2 separate regions of the Homo sapiens genome follow, and region 2 is linked to region 1. The links are chromatin loops, found by intact Hi-C in ENCODE. Cell type or tissue: Calu3. All regions are shown on one strand.

Region 1 (8,000 bases):
TTTCTTCACTTCTTTTCTTCAATTTTTCACTCTGGGAATTAATGACTATTTCTTCCAAAGCATAAAAGATAAAAATATTGGTCCCGGGAAGTCTAAGGGAAAGTCTCTGTCACTCAGGTTGTTGGTACATATCTTTCTGCAGACATTTGTGTTTGCTGATCCTGTCCTGTGCTCCTTCTATTCTACAGCAAGATTACTGTCTGGTTTCCCCATCTCTTCTCTCCTGTTCCTCTGTGTGTGTGTGTGTGTGTGTGTGTGTGTGTATACAGGGAGAAGAGACCAAAAAAATATGGAAAATTAGAAGGAATTGTTGTTAGGATGTCCATGAAACACTGAACTCATATTTATACATTTTCACTCATTGGTCAGGAATTAAGAATCAAATGGGGTAATCATGTTTGTTTCATCGAATTCATCTTATTCGAAAAAAGAAATTCAACAAACCCTGCATTTCTCATCTGTAAGCTTAGATTATTATAGTAGATATGACATAGTTTTATTCTTGTATCTTATAGCAATTAGCTATGTAAGCTACAGTCACCTTTGCTTGCACTTTGTTAAACCTACCTGGAGCAGGTGGCAAGATTCTGGGATCGAGAGGCAGGTGGAGGAGTTGGAAGGGTCAATTCCCGTGTTCTGCCTGGGGTAACTGAGACTGAATTTGGAGGCCATGTCTGCAGCCCTGGCTGTCCTGAGTGTGCTGCCAAAGCATCCGACTGCATTGCTTTCAGGGCAAAGGTAATTATGTGTTCTGGAGAAGCCCTACTACTTTTCAGATTGAGCAAATCCTGAACAGGTGCAGCCCTAATCCAAGGCTTTGGGAGGAGCTGCTGGAGACCCAGCTGCGGGTGCTGGCACGCTTCCAGAGGAAAGCAGGAAGCAAGAAGACTGTTGCGGGAAGAGCCAAAAGTGCAACGTTTCAGTACCAAAAAGATCGTTGGCACAGAAACAATGAAATGCATGGCCTGGCCTTTTTTGTCTCCCTGCCATCTTGCTGTAAAATGAGGTGGTCCCTGGAAAGCCCAGCACAGGAAAGCTAGATATATAGAGTCTGTGGATCATCCAGTGATGACGCTGAACATAAAAGCTGGAGATGTGATGTTTCCAAATAATTTATATTTGTTTTAAATTTCCCTCCTTTTCTTATAAATAACCCAAATCCAGATACTAGGATAAATGACTGGATCACATCCCCTTGTCACGGCAGGCTTGCAAAAATATATTAGGAACGAGGGAGGGCAATGTGCACAGAGAAGACAGACCTGCTCCTGTACCTTGTCATTTGTACTCCAGTGATGAATTTCTAAACTACGTATTTGAGCATGTTAATGAAAAAGAAAAGAGCAAAGGAAAGAAAAGAGAAGGGGAGAGAGAAAATGACAAAAGAACAGAGGAAAAAAAAACACTAGGCAAAAACCAGAGGAAAATGAGGCAGGAATATTAGGTTGGCTAACAAAGTACGTTTTGGTCAACCGGCTTTGGCATAAACGGACTTGGTGCCTGGGAAATAAAGCAGATAGGTGAGTGGGGGGCTGAACCACTCTGGAAGATCTAGATGTGGTTGGGGAATGAGGAATTGTCAGAGAGAATTAGGGGTATTTATTGCATGGTACCCTAGACTGGGCTCCAGGACTGACCCCTTGCTGAATGAGAAGCTAGACACACAGGCGTTTTTTAAGATTAAAAGAAAAATGAGAAGAGGGTGACTTGGTGTCTGAACTAAGCTCAACTACTAAAATAGACAAAATAGCCCAGTGGCGAAAGGTTAATTTGTTGGCCCCCAGACCCTGAAGCAAAGCTTCAGAGGGGGCCCCTTTGATCTTTGCTGGTTACTAAATGAATAGCCTGTAGTCACCACCTCCTGGGTCCCAGAAACCAAAGACTACTTATTGATCAGTATTGAACAAAATTTGGCAATTGAAATAGTAGCAATATATTATCTGGTTTTGGGGAGGGGGATGGAAGTCTGAGTATTTTCACTAGGACTAGTATGGATTTTGCAGGTGGTCCCTAATGCTTAGCTCACTAACAATCTCACTCTCCCTTTTCTAGAGCTCAGACCCTCTCTTTAAATAGCTAACCCTTCAGGCTTACTGAGTATCAGTTACTGATTTGTTGAAGTTAACTACAGTGTGTTTATTTGGGAAGGAGGTTACTTGAACGTGCCCTTAAATTGCTTTGACTTCCAACTGCAACAAAACACGTCTTGGCTTCTTTGGCTGAGGGGATGATGTGTGTGACAGGGGGCACCATCAGTTAACTCCAGTGCCACTGTGAGGCTGAACGTGCAGAAAAAAAATAAGGAGAGAAGGAAAAAAATGGTAAAGGAAAAGCAGTAAGTGAAAAGGAAGATAAAAAATAGAAGAGTTGACATGGTGGGGAGAGGTGAAGTGACACCAGTCGCTGCCTGGTGTGACATTTAATGGCATCAGGATCACGGTTACCTTCTCTGAGGGTAAACCAGAGAGCACTGTGCCACCTCTGGAGTCACAATTACAAAGTGACATCTCTGCAAGGGCCAATTTTGAACAGGAGAAAGCCCTCCCCCAGGGACGATGAGCCCATGGTAGCGGCAGATAGTGCAAACAAGCACAAATGCCCATCCCCATGGCAGGCATAAGGGGGAGAGGGATCATATTTTAAAGCTCCATTAACAAAGAACTTTACTCAAGGAGGAACTGTTAATAAGTAATGAAACAAAGTGCCTGTTATGGAGATTAAATGCTCCTGTGTCGAGGTACAAAGTTCAGGCTGCAAAGTGCAGCTGTCACCCTGTCTATAACCCCACGGCAGCCTTAGAACCCCTGGTTCAAAGTGTGTCTTGCTGCCTTCCTGTTACTAGGCTGCCTAGTGCAAGGTCCAGCCAGGGTTCACAGTTCAGCGTCTGAGGCTCTGCTGACTGCCTTCTTTGTTTAACTTGGGCAAGCTTTTGATAAGCCAGGGACTGCTTATTTAAGGCGATTATTACAAACAACTGACAGATTATTTTCCCAGATTCTTGCACTTATTCTTCATATGCAAGTTTAAACGAGTCCCAAACTATAATTTCTTGAGGATTTGTGTGTGTACAAAAGTAATCGAGATAAGGATGTGTGAAAGACTAGGTAAAAAAATCTATTTCTAAGGAATAACTATGCTCCAAGCAGACATAGAAAACCAAGGTCCTTTGAAGTAAGGACTCGTGAGGGCAATTTCAAGACAGGTCAAAGAATTCTCGTCTCTAATGATCAAAGATCAAATAAATACCAGATTTACCCTTTAAAATCAAGCGAACCCTTTCCTTGTTTAACAGTAGATCAGTGTTAATTCATTTCTGAATAGAGTCTCCCTCTGTAATTGTTCTTTTTATTTGTCTACTAAAAATTCAGAGGGAAACTCACTTTTTTCAAATAGTTTGCTTTGCTCGACCTAATCCTAGCAAAAGCCACAGGAAGGTGGAAAACCGATAATTAGTATTCCCATTATGCAGATGAGGAAACAGACTCAAAGAGAGTGGCAATTTGCCCAGGGTCTTCGAGTTAGTTAATCTTACAAAACCAAGACCACAATCCATCTCTTCAGCCTTTCCTCTCAGCACTTGTTTCAGAAGCCCACTGCTTCCTCTTAAGTCCTGACACCAATTCTATTTGAATGGCAGTAGTTCTTTTTCATTTCTCACTTTTATGGAAGTGAACGGAGTCTAAGTAAAACACTAGAGGCAGGCAGTTTGGGAAATGTGATATGAAAAAGCACTCCAGGTAAGGTTTAGGGAAACAGGGCTTGACTTTGTGATGGCCTCGTGCCAGGCACCTGTTATTCATGCTGCTTCTCCTGGCCACAAGTGCCAAGGGGGCAGGATTTTCAGCTAGTTGCCCAGTGGGTCGTTCAGGGTGCTGCTCCTTCTGGAGATAGCATAGATTAATATTTTACCTCAGAAAGGAGTATAGCTCATTGGTGATACATGAGTGCCCTACGGGCTTAGAATTTAGAATAATACTTGCTTATGACGCATAAAAGCAAACTAAGATTTCCTTGTCTCATATTTTCTCTACATTGGCATAGAGTTGAAAAATCATCAGCAGTTTTTTTTTTTTTTGTTGCTGTTGTTGTTTCGTTTTTGAGACAGGGTCACGCTATGTTGCCCAGGCTGGAATGTACTGGTGTGATGATGGTTCACTGCAACCAACCTCAACCTCCCAGGTTCAAGCTGGGCTCAATCGAGCCTCCCACCTCAGCCTTCTGAGTAGCTGGGACTATAGGCGCACACCACTGTGACTGGCTAATTTTTAATATTTTTTTGTAGAGTACGGGGTCTCACTATGTTGCCCAGCCTGGCCTTGAACTCCTGGACTCAGGTGATCCTCCCGCCTTGGCCCCCTAAAGTGCTGTGATTATAGGCATGAGCCACCACACCTGGCTGCAGGTTTGACTCCATTGGCAGATACATATTAAGGCCTACAATGTCCCAGATATTTACTATTAATTTGTAGATGTTTACATACGTAAATATTTTCATAGTTATTGAGCCCACACTGTATGCCATGAAGAAGGCATAGATAGAAATTCAGATACATCCTACTTCTGTCCTCAAAGAGCTTGAACTGTAGTAGGAAGGAAAATGCAAAAATGTACATAGCAGGTGACAACAAAGAGATACAAGCAAAACACTAAGAGATAGAAAAAAGCAGTGAGAGTAGGAAGTGAGTCTTTATTTACTGAGCACCTACTTAGGGCCAGTCTCAAGAATGAATGTTTGACCTATTTTAGGCTTTTAATCCACACAACCACAGCAGGGAGTAAATATTATCTCCATTTTACAGATAACTATATTGAAACTCAGAGGGGTTAAGACACTTGTCCAAAGCCATAGAACCTATAATGAACAAAAGTGGGTTTGAACCTATTTCTCCAACTGAGCTTCATGTAGACAAGCAGATGTTGGAAAAAGAGTCAGAAAAGAAGAGAAAACAAATTATTAGAAAGGAAGGAAGACAATAGAGATTTTATTGTATCCTGAATGGCAAGATAGAAGGGATTCTCTGGGTGATGGTAGGTGTGATAGAAGCATGGGGGCCAGAAACTAAAAAGTGAGGCCTAGACGGGTGGTGAAGTAGAGGAAGCATGGTGGAAGCTCTGAATGTGAACTCCTAATTCTTTTAATACATGGCAATAGGGAGAAGGGGTCGAACAAGATGCATTATTAAGGTCATCTTTTATGGGCTCCCTGTTCTTTGGACCCATCTACAAAAAAGACTGTACTTTTCTCATGCTATGTATATGTTCTTATATTCTTGGAGGATGGCAGCTATCACCTTACTTAAGACACACCCTAACCTAGATCTCTTGCTACAATCTCTCTCTTCAGATATTGATTTGTGTTTCCAGGTGCCCATGCAGTGTGTCCAACTGGTCAATTCAGAGACACCAATATCTGCTCCTGCAAACCTGTTCCTTCCCTACATCCCCTACCTCAGACCATGTCATCCTACCACTTTAGTCTCCCATGTTATCAACCCTGACATTATCTTTGATGCCTTTCTTACCCCCACTCTGTAAATTCAACACATCTCCAGTCTTCATAGTTTTAACCCTGAAATGTCTCCAAATACATCACCTCCTCTTAATGCCCCTGCTCATACTATGTATTTTTATACCATAGTCTTATGTCATCGCATATGTGTAAGAGACATACTTTCATATGAGACTTTGGGTCAAGTCTTCATTATCTCTTGTAGTGATAAAAGCATGGTTGATCTAATCTCTGTCCTTCACAGTTATACTCCGCTCTGTCTTTCCATTACTACTGTTACTAGAAATGATTTGTAAAGTGTAAAGCAAGTGGAGTCAAATCTGGCAATGCCTCTCTCTTGCTTTGAAAACATTAATAAAGGCAGAGGCCAGGTTCAGTGGCTCACTCCTATAATCCCAACATTTTGGGAGACGGAGGCAAGAGGACTGTCTAGTCTCTACAAAAAATTTAAAAATTAGCCAGGTGTGGTGGTGCACACCTGTAGTCCCAGCTATTCAGGAGGCTGAGGCAGGAGGACCTCTTGAGCCCAGTAGTTCAAGGCTGTAGTGCACTATGATTGCACTTGTGAATAGCCACGATGCTCCATCCTGCACAACTTAGCGAGACTCCATCTCTAAAAAGCAAAAAAACAAGCTCTAGTAATTCCTATATCTTTACAAAAAAAGTTAGCAAACTAGTGACCATAGACCAACATTGGCCCACAGATTTATTTTATTTGGCTGACACAAGTATGGAATCGTTGTGTTTTAAATTTGTGTTAGTTGTCAATATTTAAAAGTTGAATATTTCACATAAACATTGAGATTTCTGGCTCTGTTGAGAAATCAAGATCAGTCAGCACTGGGCAGGACTCCCGCAGAGCAGCCACCAGAATTCCATAGCAGCTGCCTGTTACAGAGGGGCATTCCCTCTCCGGTTTAACCCAGTCCTTACAATCATGTCATGCTATAATGGGATGTGAGTGGCACTTTACCTCCATAATGTTTCTCCCCAAAGCCATAAAACCCTCGTCTAATCATGAGAACAACATTAGAAAAACTCCAAGTAAGGGGCATTGTACAAAATTCTTACCAGCATCCCTCAAAATTGTCAATGTCCTCAAAAACAAAAAAAGTCTAAGAAACTGCCACAGCCAGGAGGAAACTTAGTCAATAAATGTAATGTGGTATCCTGGATGAGATCATGGAACAGAAAAAGGACTCTGGGTAAAAGCTAAGAAACTCCAAGTAAAGTATGGACTTTATTTAATAATAATGCATCATTAAGTGTTTATTTATTCATTTATTTTGAGTGAGAGTCTCACTCTGTCACCCAGGCTGGAATGTAGTGGCACAATCTCAGCTCACTGAAACCTCCACTTCCCAGGCTGAGCAATTCTCCGGTCTCAGCCTCCCGAGTAGCTGGAATTACAGGCACGTACCACCGCGCCTGGCTAATTTTTGTATTTTTAGCAGAGATGGAGTTTCACCATGTTGGCCAGGCTGGTCTCAAACTCCTGACCTCAAGTGATCTGCCTGCCTTGGTCTCCCAAAATGCTGGGATTGCAGATGTGAACTACCTACCATGCCTAGCCTATTTGTTTATTCATTGTAACAAATATACTATGCTACTATAAGACGTTAGGGGAAACTGGATATATAGAAATTCTCTGTACTATATTCACAACTTTTCTGTACGTCTAAATCATTAAAATGTTATTTTTCAAAATAAACTAATGGCAAAAGTAAAATGTAGGCAAGCTATTTGTTGACCTCTTTCCATTGTTCTAATGCCTTTGTTTCTCTAGTCTGTGTGTTTTAGTGACTCAGTGATACTACATAAAGTATTATCTTGCACATATATGCACACACACATATCATTTCATATATCAATTATCTTTCTTTCATGTGTATAAGTACATACATACATATATGAAAGATGACACTTTATGTGTTTTCACTGAGTCATCGTCTGTATAGGTATATATTTGGAGATTACTAAAGAGCCAAACGCTTCTGATACCTAAATGAATAAATTTCTACTGGTAAAAATTTAAGTCGTTGTCGTATCTGAATGTGGAAGATAACTATGGTTGGAGTAGAAACTTCCTAATCATAACAGCAGCCCTGACTTTTATTAAAACATTGAAAAAGGGAAAAGACACATGGAAACAGCTGGTTTTGTAGGATGTTGAAGATCCAAAGCAAGAGATACTGCAATTAATCTGTGAGGAAGGAAAAATATTTCTATGATTCTCACAAATGCTCACAAATCACTTTCACTTTATTAATTTTATTTTGTAAATCATTCCCTATGGTCACCTCAAGGGGTGCATTGTTCTTCTCTCATTTTTTTCAAGGTGAAGAAATTTTGGCTGAAAGAGACTCACTGACTTTCCAGAGGTTATCTAGGGATTCATTAACAGAATAAAAATTAGGCTCCAGCTAATGTCACTAAGCCATTGCTATCCTCTGCATCTTCTTGCTTCCCTCAATCCAAAGAGGTTCTAAAT
Region 2 (8,000 bases), 82 kb after region 1:
TCCCAGCTACTCAGGAGGCTGAGGCAGAGAATTGCTTGAACCTGGAAGGCAGAGGTTGCAGTAAGCCGAGATCGTGCCACTGCATTCCAGCCTGGACGACAGAGCGAGACTCCATCTCTAAAAAAAAAAAAAAACACAAAAAACAAAAAAAACAAAAACAAACAAACAAAAAAGACTGGGCAATGTATTATTTTCATTGTCTTTCTTTCCCCTGACTTTTCACAGGGTCTGACACAGAATCATAAAACCCCTGAAAATGTCTGTGAAATCGTAGAGTTATCACAGTATTCACAGCACAGAGCACATAGCAGGAATGTCATTTCGTGACCTCAAGAAGGATAGCGCCACAAGTATATTTGGGCAGCTAAGCTGTGAAAATTTTATTTTGATTGGAGGAATACAGAACTATGCAAAACTTGGGTGTATTTGTTTAACTTAACCTAGTTACTACAGCAGTTTCTCAAACTTCCTCATTCATTTAGGGGTTTAGGTATTTGATTGACTGGCGCCAGCAAGAACTCATTTTGGAGAGCACCACATACATAACTAGGTCTCATTCAGGCACGGTCCACACTATTCCTATCCACAAAGTGCTTTTGATTTACCGGGAAATCTTTTGACAAAGCTCTTCTCCCTTCAGGGAAGTGTGGGTGGTGGTGGTGGTGCAGGACCTAGAAGCAAAAAAGGGACACTTCTAACAAAGCCGTGAAGTTCTTCTGTGCTGTTATAACGCGATCTACCTAGGTAAAGATTTGCTCTCTACATTTGTTTACAGAAATTGATTCCACAAATCTTTGTAAAGAGGAGTGTTTTAGGGGCAAAACAAATGTGACACTTTCTAAGAGCAAACTCTGTATACGAATTTAGACTTAGTTAAAATAACTAGTTATCATGTGATCTGATCTTAACTGGCTTTTTAAAAGCAGCAAAGGAAATATATTTTGTTAGTTTAGCGTGCTTGTCAGAACTGATCCTGAGACATGGTTTCCTTGGGCACGTGGCGTGTGTTTTGAAAAATCAGCCTCCTTTGGGAATTGTACTCTTAAGATATTTGTTCAGAGATGTTCAAGCTCTCAGTTACAAGATGCTTGAGCCAGAAACAGAAAAGTCTGAGTACAGTGCCATTGTTACATTGTCATGTGCGTCTGTGCGTGTGTATGTGTGTGTGTGTGTGTGTGTGTGTGAGAGAGAGAGAGAGAGAGATAGCTATGATAAAATATGAAAGTGTCATCTTCCTCAAGTAATTCTGACCATCTGTCGTCTCAGCTCATCTTAGGGTCATAGCTGTGTTGTTTCTCTTAGGGCTAAGTTGAGAGTATAATATTAAACAATATAGAATTGATAGCAGGCCCTTTCTTTCCCCACCTCCCCATTGTCCAACTGTATGTACCTGTTCAAAGAACAAAAAACACTATAAATGATAGTATTTGACCACAGATTATGATTTCCAACCTTGCTTGTTTCCTTAGGCCACATTGAAACTGCATCTTTTTTTTTGTCCCTTTAACCCAAAAAGTAATGATGGTGGCTGATGGCACTTGGTAAGGAATTCACCTTTTATAGAGCAATTATTTAATAAGGGTTTAAAATTATTATTATTACAATCACTAAGCAAATTACAGTATATAAAATTTTTTCCAGGCAAAATCCATTAGTCATGATCAAAGATTCCTCAGTACTAAAGACTGTGCATGCATAATAAATATACTTGGGGGTAAATTTGCTTTAGGGGAAAAATGAAGCCTGTAGTTGCTGGATGGAATTATGCGTATTTGAGTTAAAGCACTTTAGCGTCACTATGAGTTGAAGCCAACTGAATCTTATTGTTACAGATAAGTCCCATTTCCTTGAAAATATAAACTATGTATTTGTTATGGGACTTACTTATAGGTGTGCAGAGTCTACCATAGGTTAATCTTTATTGTACAAATCACTTTTGCTTTTATGGGAAGTGCTGTTGTGCTGTACTCTACATGGTTATATAAATTATGCAGTTTAAGGCACAATTAGCATGCATTCTCTCAGCTTATGAATAATAACATTCTTTTAATAACAATATATTTAGACACACATAGAATGAAAGGAGCTTAATGTATCGTTCAAGGTTCTTTCATTGCACAGAATAAGGATGAAATGCTGTTTAGGAACTCAATGAAAATGTTACAAAATATCCTCTTAATCTATAATGTACACATTGTGTATATGACATCCTTGGGACTATGCAATGGAAATAGTGACAAGTAAACAATGAAACAAAAGGAAATCAATTTACCAAACCCAGAAAGGTGAAAGCATTTGGTGAAACACAACTCCACAAAGAAATGTGAAGTGCTGACAGAACTGTTACATAACCTTCAATTTATTTTAATAACACTGGAAGGGCAGATGTCATAGTGGTTCCTGGAAATCTTTTTGAGGTTTCCAGGATGTGTTCCCATTAATTTTTTTTAAAGCACCTACTACATTGTGCAACCTATAACCAGCATTGACTAATTTATATCATGTTCCCTCTTGAGGCTGACTCAGGTCTAGTTCTCCTAAAAGAGAACTGAGCAGGATGTAGGAGTCATATGCAAAGAGGCTTCTCCATGCAGGACAGAACACAGCCTCAGGAAGGTCACAGGGGTCAAGCTGATTACCTCCTCCAGCTCTGGCAAGCAGAGGGCTCAGCTGGGTTACCCAAGTTCACAAGAGCTATTGACATTCAGCTGTAGCTCCCACTCATTATGGGATCAGCAGGGGACTGTCTGGGCCTCCTGTTAACTCTTCTGTGCCCTGTTTTAAGATTGCAGTGAGGTCAAAAAGGAAGCCATCAGGTAGCTTTGCCTCAACTTCTTAATAGTTATGATTCAAGAAATGAATCTTTTAAACCAGTGTCTAATAAACCTTTTACAAGTGGATGCCTGCAACCAATCATTTCAAAAGCTCTGGATAAAACGCAAGTAAATATGTTTGTTCATGATGCAGTAAATGTTTATTTCCTAGACTGAAATGGAAATGGGGAGGATATGTTTTCTCTTCCCACCAAGAATAATTCCCACTTTGTCTTTAATAAGGAAGGCCACACATGATTTTTAAAGAGATAATAGCAGCACTATTGTCACTTAAAAGTGCATGTTTTCCCTGAGTTGCTCGTGTAAAACTAACCTCAGAGAGAACTTTAACAACTCATCATCTAAGAAGTGAAGTCACAGTTTTACAGAAGTTCAGAAGCTCTCTATTAGGTTACAGACATGGAGCTCTAAGTGGTAAGCCTGTTCCTTCAGGCTTTGATCTCCTGCTGACACATTATGATCTTCTAGAAGTGACTTAACCTCTTTGCCTCTATGAACTCATTTGTAAATGGAGAATAATAGTTAATTAATCCACGAAGCATGTCTCTGTGGTAGCAATGGGAAGACTGACTCTCTGTTACACCCAAGGGCCTCTAAGTCATCTATCTTTCCTAGTTCTTCCTTTTTTAGCGTTATACTGGCCCTAGAACACACATTATGCTGAATCCTTGGTTCTCCTCTTTTATTCCTAATTGCTCCCGCAAATGGTTGAGTATCTGTACACAGTTGGGGTTAGTTTTCATTCAACTACTATATTTAAAAAGTATTAAGCTTCTTTTAAGGGCCAAGAGCTTGTAAGACAAAAGCTGTACCCTAAAGGAGGTTAGAGTTTAGCCAGAAGACATGGAATTATAAGCAATGTGGTCAATTCCAGGAATCCACCTAAATAATTCAGAGTCCAGGTGGATTTGGGGAGTTAGGAGTTATCTAGTTTGATTTCTGGCTTTGTCAGATGATCTAGCTGACTGCCAAATCTACACTTGACCCAAAGACACAAAAGACTATCTACATAGACTCGTTCAATCTTGACTTTAATCACAAATGCAAACAGAAATTCCTTGATCTACCTCTTTCTGTAACATTTGACACTGTTGGCCATTCTCTCTATTATGAGTGTTCTAGAAGCTGTCTCGGTAAATTGGGCAATGCTAGCTCTGCATGATTCTTAGCTCTCCACCTTTCTCTTGCCATACTCTTTCACTTGATGATTTCTATCGCCCTCGCCCCCAACTCCCACTTTATGGATTTAGCCATTTCCCAAATCTTTAGCACTAACTCCCAGCCCTCTTCGAAGCAAGAGGTCCATTTTTGTACTTGCCTGCTCTGCATTTCCACTGGTTTATCCCACTGGCATTTTTAACTCGAGTCTATAGTGACATCTTTCCCCAGATGAGCTCCGTCCTCCGACTTCCCTTTTGCGTGTGAGGATTCATTATCCACCCAGTTAATCAGGCTCTCAACTCCAGAGTCATCTTTGATTTCCTCCTCTGCTTTGACCCACCTAACTTGTCTCCCATCAATAACCCATCAATTCTATTTTCACCCTTTCCTTTATTTATTTTGTACACAGCCTTCATCTTCTTAAGGCAAAACTGTTAATTTTCTCATTTCTCCGTCATACCCTAATACATCACAGGCTAAGTTCCAAAATATTGGATGTACCGTTTAAACTTCTATAACCTGGCATCAACTTACATTTTGTCAGCCTTCTGATTGATGATATATTGTTTCATATTGCTTTACAGCCACCCCAAAAGTTATACACCCTTCCTGAATATGCTGCATATGATTCTGCCTCCTTGTGTCTGCATTTGCCGTCCCTGCAGTCAATATCCTACAGTTCTTCACAAACTAGTTCAGACATCCATGAATCCCTCACTGATTTATCTTACAGTCAGTCTTCTGATGTGTAGCTTTTAAGTCCTACTTTTCCTAAGGAACTCAACATTGACTATCAGTGTCATGGGCATTTATGGCTTTACCTGACTTCTCAGTGCTCTGAAGATGGAGAGGCTGCGTCATGTGGGTGTGGATCCCTCTGCATCACTAAGCACAATTCTTGGCAGAGAGTAGAGGGTTAGTAATATATATTGCAAAACCGATGTATTAGTCAGGGTTCTCTAGAGGGACAGACCTAATAGGATAGTTGTATATATAAAGGAGACTTTATTAAGGAGTACTGACTCACAAGATCACAAGGTGAAGTCCCACAATAGGCTGTCTGCAAGCTGATGAGCAAGGAAACCAGTCTGAGTCCCAAAACCTCAATAACAGGGAAGCCCACAGTACAGCCTTCAGTCTGTGGTGGAAGGCCTGAGAGCCCCTGGTAAACCATTGGTGTAAGTCCAATAGTCCAAAAGCTGAAGAACTTCGAGTCCCATATTCAAGGGCAGAAAGCAACCAGCACAGGAGAAAGACGTAGGCTGGAAGCCTCAATCAGTCTAGCCCGTCCACGTACCTCTGCCTGCTTTTATCCTAGCTGCCCTGGCAGCTGATTAGATGGTGCCCACCCAGATTGAGGGGTGGGTCTTCTTCTCCCAGTTCACAGACTGAAATGTTATTCTCCTTTGGCAACACCCTCAAAGACACACCCAGAAACAATACTTTGCATCCTTCAATCCAATCAGGTTGACACTCAATATGAATCACAACCAACATAAATGAAATCAAATAAAGGATACCTTTTTTCTGAATAGGCTGAAATATTTAAAATTTTAGAACATCAAAACTTTAATGAAATTCATTTTAGTTTATTATTTCTTCTATTACAATTTCCTCAAAACGAGAGAGAAAATTCAGATTATTTTTTGACATGTAAAGGACAACAGACGGCTACTAAATGAGGATTAAAATTTAAATATGAAGAGTTAACGACATCAAGAGTGAAAATCCCACTGGATTGCAAATAGAATGGAAAAACCAAATAGTGTCATCAAACCATTCCATTAGACTTTCAGTTAATAACTGGCAGTAACAAAGTTCTCCTCAGGAAAATTAACAGTGATATTTAAGCAGGGCCATTTCTGTGATCAGAGCTATGTAAAAAATCAAGAGAAGAAAATGAGATTTAAAAAAAGTAGTTCCTGGAAAACATGGATAATTTATTATCATTTTATTGTGAGACAATTAACAAATTAAATTATAGAAGTCAAATCCTAAAAGAGAAATACGTTTTATAGCATTTTTTTTCTTTGTTTTTTTGAGATGGAGTCTTGCTCTTGTTACCCAGGCTGGAGTGCAATGGCACGGTCTCGGCTCACTGCAACCTCCACCTCCCGGGTTCCAGCAATTCTCCTGCGTCAGCCTCCCGAGTAGCTAGGATTACAGGCACCCGCCACCATACCTGGCTAATTTTTTTTTAATTTTTAGTAGAGATGGGGTTTCACCATGTTGGCCAGGCTGGTCTTGAACTCCTAACCTGAAGTGATTTGCCTGCCTCAGCCTCCCAAAGTGCTGGGATTACAGGTATGAGCCACCATGCCTGGCCCATTTAATATCTTTAAATATAAAAATAAAGACTAGTTTCTGTGACTTGTTATAGAAGATATTGAGAAGAATGTAAAGTTGTTCAAGATGATGCAAAACTACCTTTTAAAAAAGGGAAAAGTGAAAATATGGTAATATTGCTATTGTGAAAACTACTGTAGAAGTAACCACTACATAGATTTGCATTTTTCATATCTAAAAAAAGAAAAGAAGAAAATTGAATTTTGTCTGATTGCTGCCTTTAACATCCAGGGTTGAGTCTGTCACTACTACATGGATAGAAATGCGTCTGTTTTTTTCTCCAATATTCTTGTTAGAAAATCGTGGGATTCCTAATGGGTATTTTCCCTCCTCTGGCAGATCACTTTTTATTATTGCTTCTATTTAGAAATGAAGAACTGGTAGAGATGGGCATACAGGTGTAAGATTGTGGCACAAATCCTGAATGCCATAATTTGTGATTTCCCCACAATCTCACTGATCCACTGCTTGCAGTGTCTGGTTATGGTTTCTCTCCTGGAATCTGACCCATGCTTTTACTCAACAGAGGTCACCTCAAAGGAGGCTGGTCTGTCTGCCCCCTAGTTTTCCAGATGCTAATCATGCTGCCATTAAAATTGTGCTTCAAGGTAACTTTAATTCATTACTTTCCGCATTGCTTTTAGTCATGTCGGTTCAGATAAGCGCACCATTGTGCTATGTCTTGGAAATCTGGCATCACCAATTCTTCCCACATCTTCATCTCAGTGCAGCCGAGGTGCAATAAGCATTTCTTGCTTTAATGCTGGTATGTCAGGTACTTAACATTGAATCACCTGTGAGCAATCTGTGTTTTAAGGAGCTTTCCTGGTGATTTTAGATATGCTAAGGTTTGAGAACCACTGGTTTAGGTAATTAATAAAAACTGATGTAACAGACAAATCTCAATAGCCTAATACGACAAAGTCTTCTTTCTTGCTTGCATCACCATCTAACATGGGTCAGATAGGCTCCCTCTATCTTGTAGTTAAGATAACTTGTTTTCTTTTCCTATGGAGAAAATTACTTTAGTAATTATAAAAGTAGTACATGCTTATTATAAAAAATTTGAAAGACATGAAGTTGTAAATAATAAAATAAAATCACCTATGATTTCAATGTTTAGATTAATAATGTCTATTAATATCTTGGTGCCTTTGCTTTCTTCTCTCGAACACTTGGCTTTCAAGTTGCTAAGGAAGGGAAACAAATCCAAGGGATTGTTTGGGAAGAGGTTATGGGGCAGGCTCGGGAATGGCTTACATCCTTTCTGCTAGAATTCAGTAACATCAGTGACATCACTGCACCATACTGCAAGGAAGGCTGGGAAATGTAGAGCATCACATGGTTATTTTTGAGAGTTAATATCTGCCACAAACAGGATCAGAGAAACATTAGGTTACTTCCACCAGGCAGACAGGTTGTTTTGATTTTTCATTTTATTATTATTATTTATTTATTTATTTTTAACTTTTTTGAGTTTTGCTCTTGTCGCCCAGGCTGGAGTACAGTGGCACAATCTCACTCACTGCGACATCTGCCTCCCAGGTTCACACAATTCTTGTGTCTCAGCCTCCTGAGTAGCTGGGACTACAGACATGCTCCACTACGGCTGGCTAATTTTTGTTTTTTGGGTATTCTTAGTACAGATGGGGTTTCACC

Evidence for each region. A loop is a pair of places that touch in the nucleus more often than their neighbours do. Peaks named below come from ENCODE experiments on the same cell type or tissue, not always from the same donor. Only the 100,000 strongest peaks of a DNase experiment are listed, where the experiment ranks them.
Region 2: a loop joins it to region 1, with 3 times the contacts of the local background. A loop is called at or near these places in 2 of 110 quality-filtered maps.

What each region holds. Positions count from the first base shown.
Region 1 is chr21:15,137,890-15,145,889 of GRCh38, forward strand. It overlaps LOC107985483 (a long non-coding RNA gene), which reads right to left and starts at 718. Exons shown (of 4, transcript XR_001755094.2): 1 at 568-718. RefSeq lists a silencer at 2,499-2,793 and an enhancer at 2,499-2,793. In Calu3, no CTCF peak of the experiment used is centred here; DNase peaks (open chromatin) are centred at 862, 2,812 and 3,812.
Region 2 is chr21:15,219,587-15,227,586 of GRCh38, forward strand. No RefSeq gene overlaps it. Among named protein-coding and RNA genes, the nearest start is that of LINC02920, 160 kb to the left of the region's middle. RefSeq lists an enhancer at 2,427-3,016. In Calu3, no CTCF peak of the experiment used is centred here; a DNase peak (open chromatin) is centred at 4,865.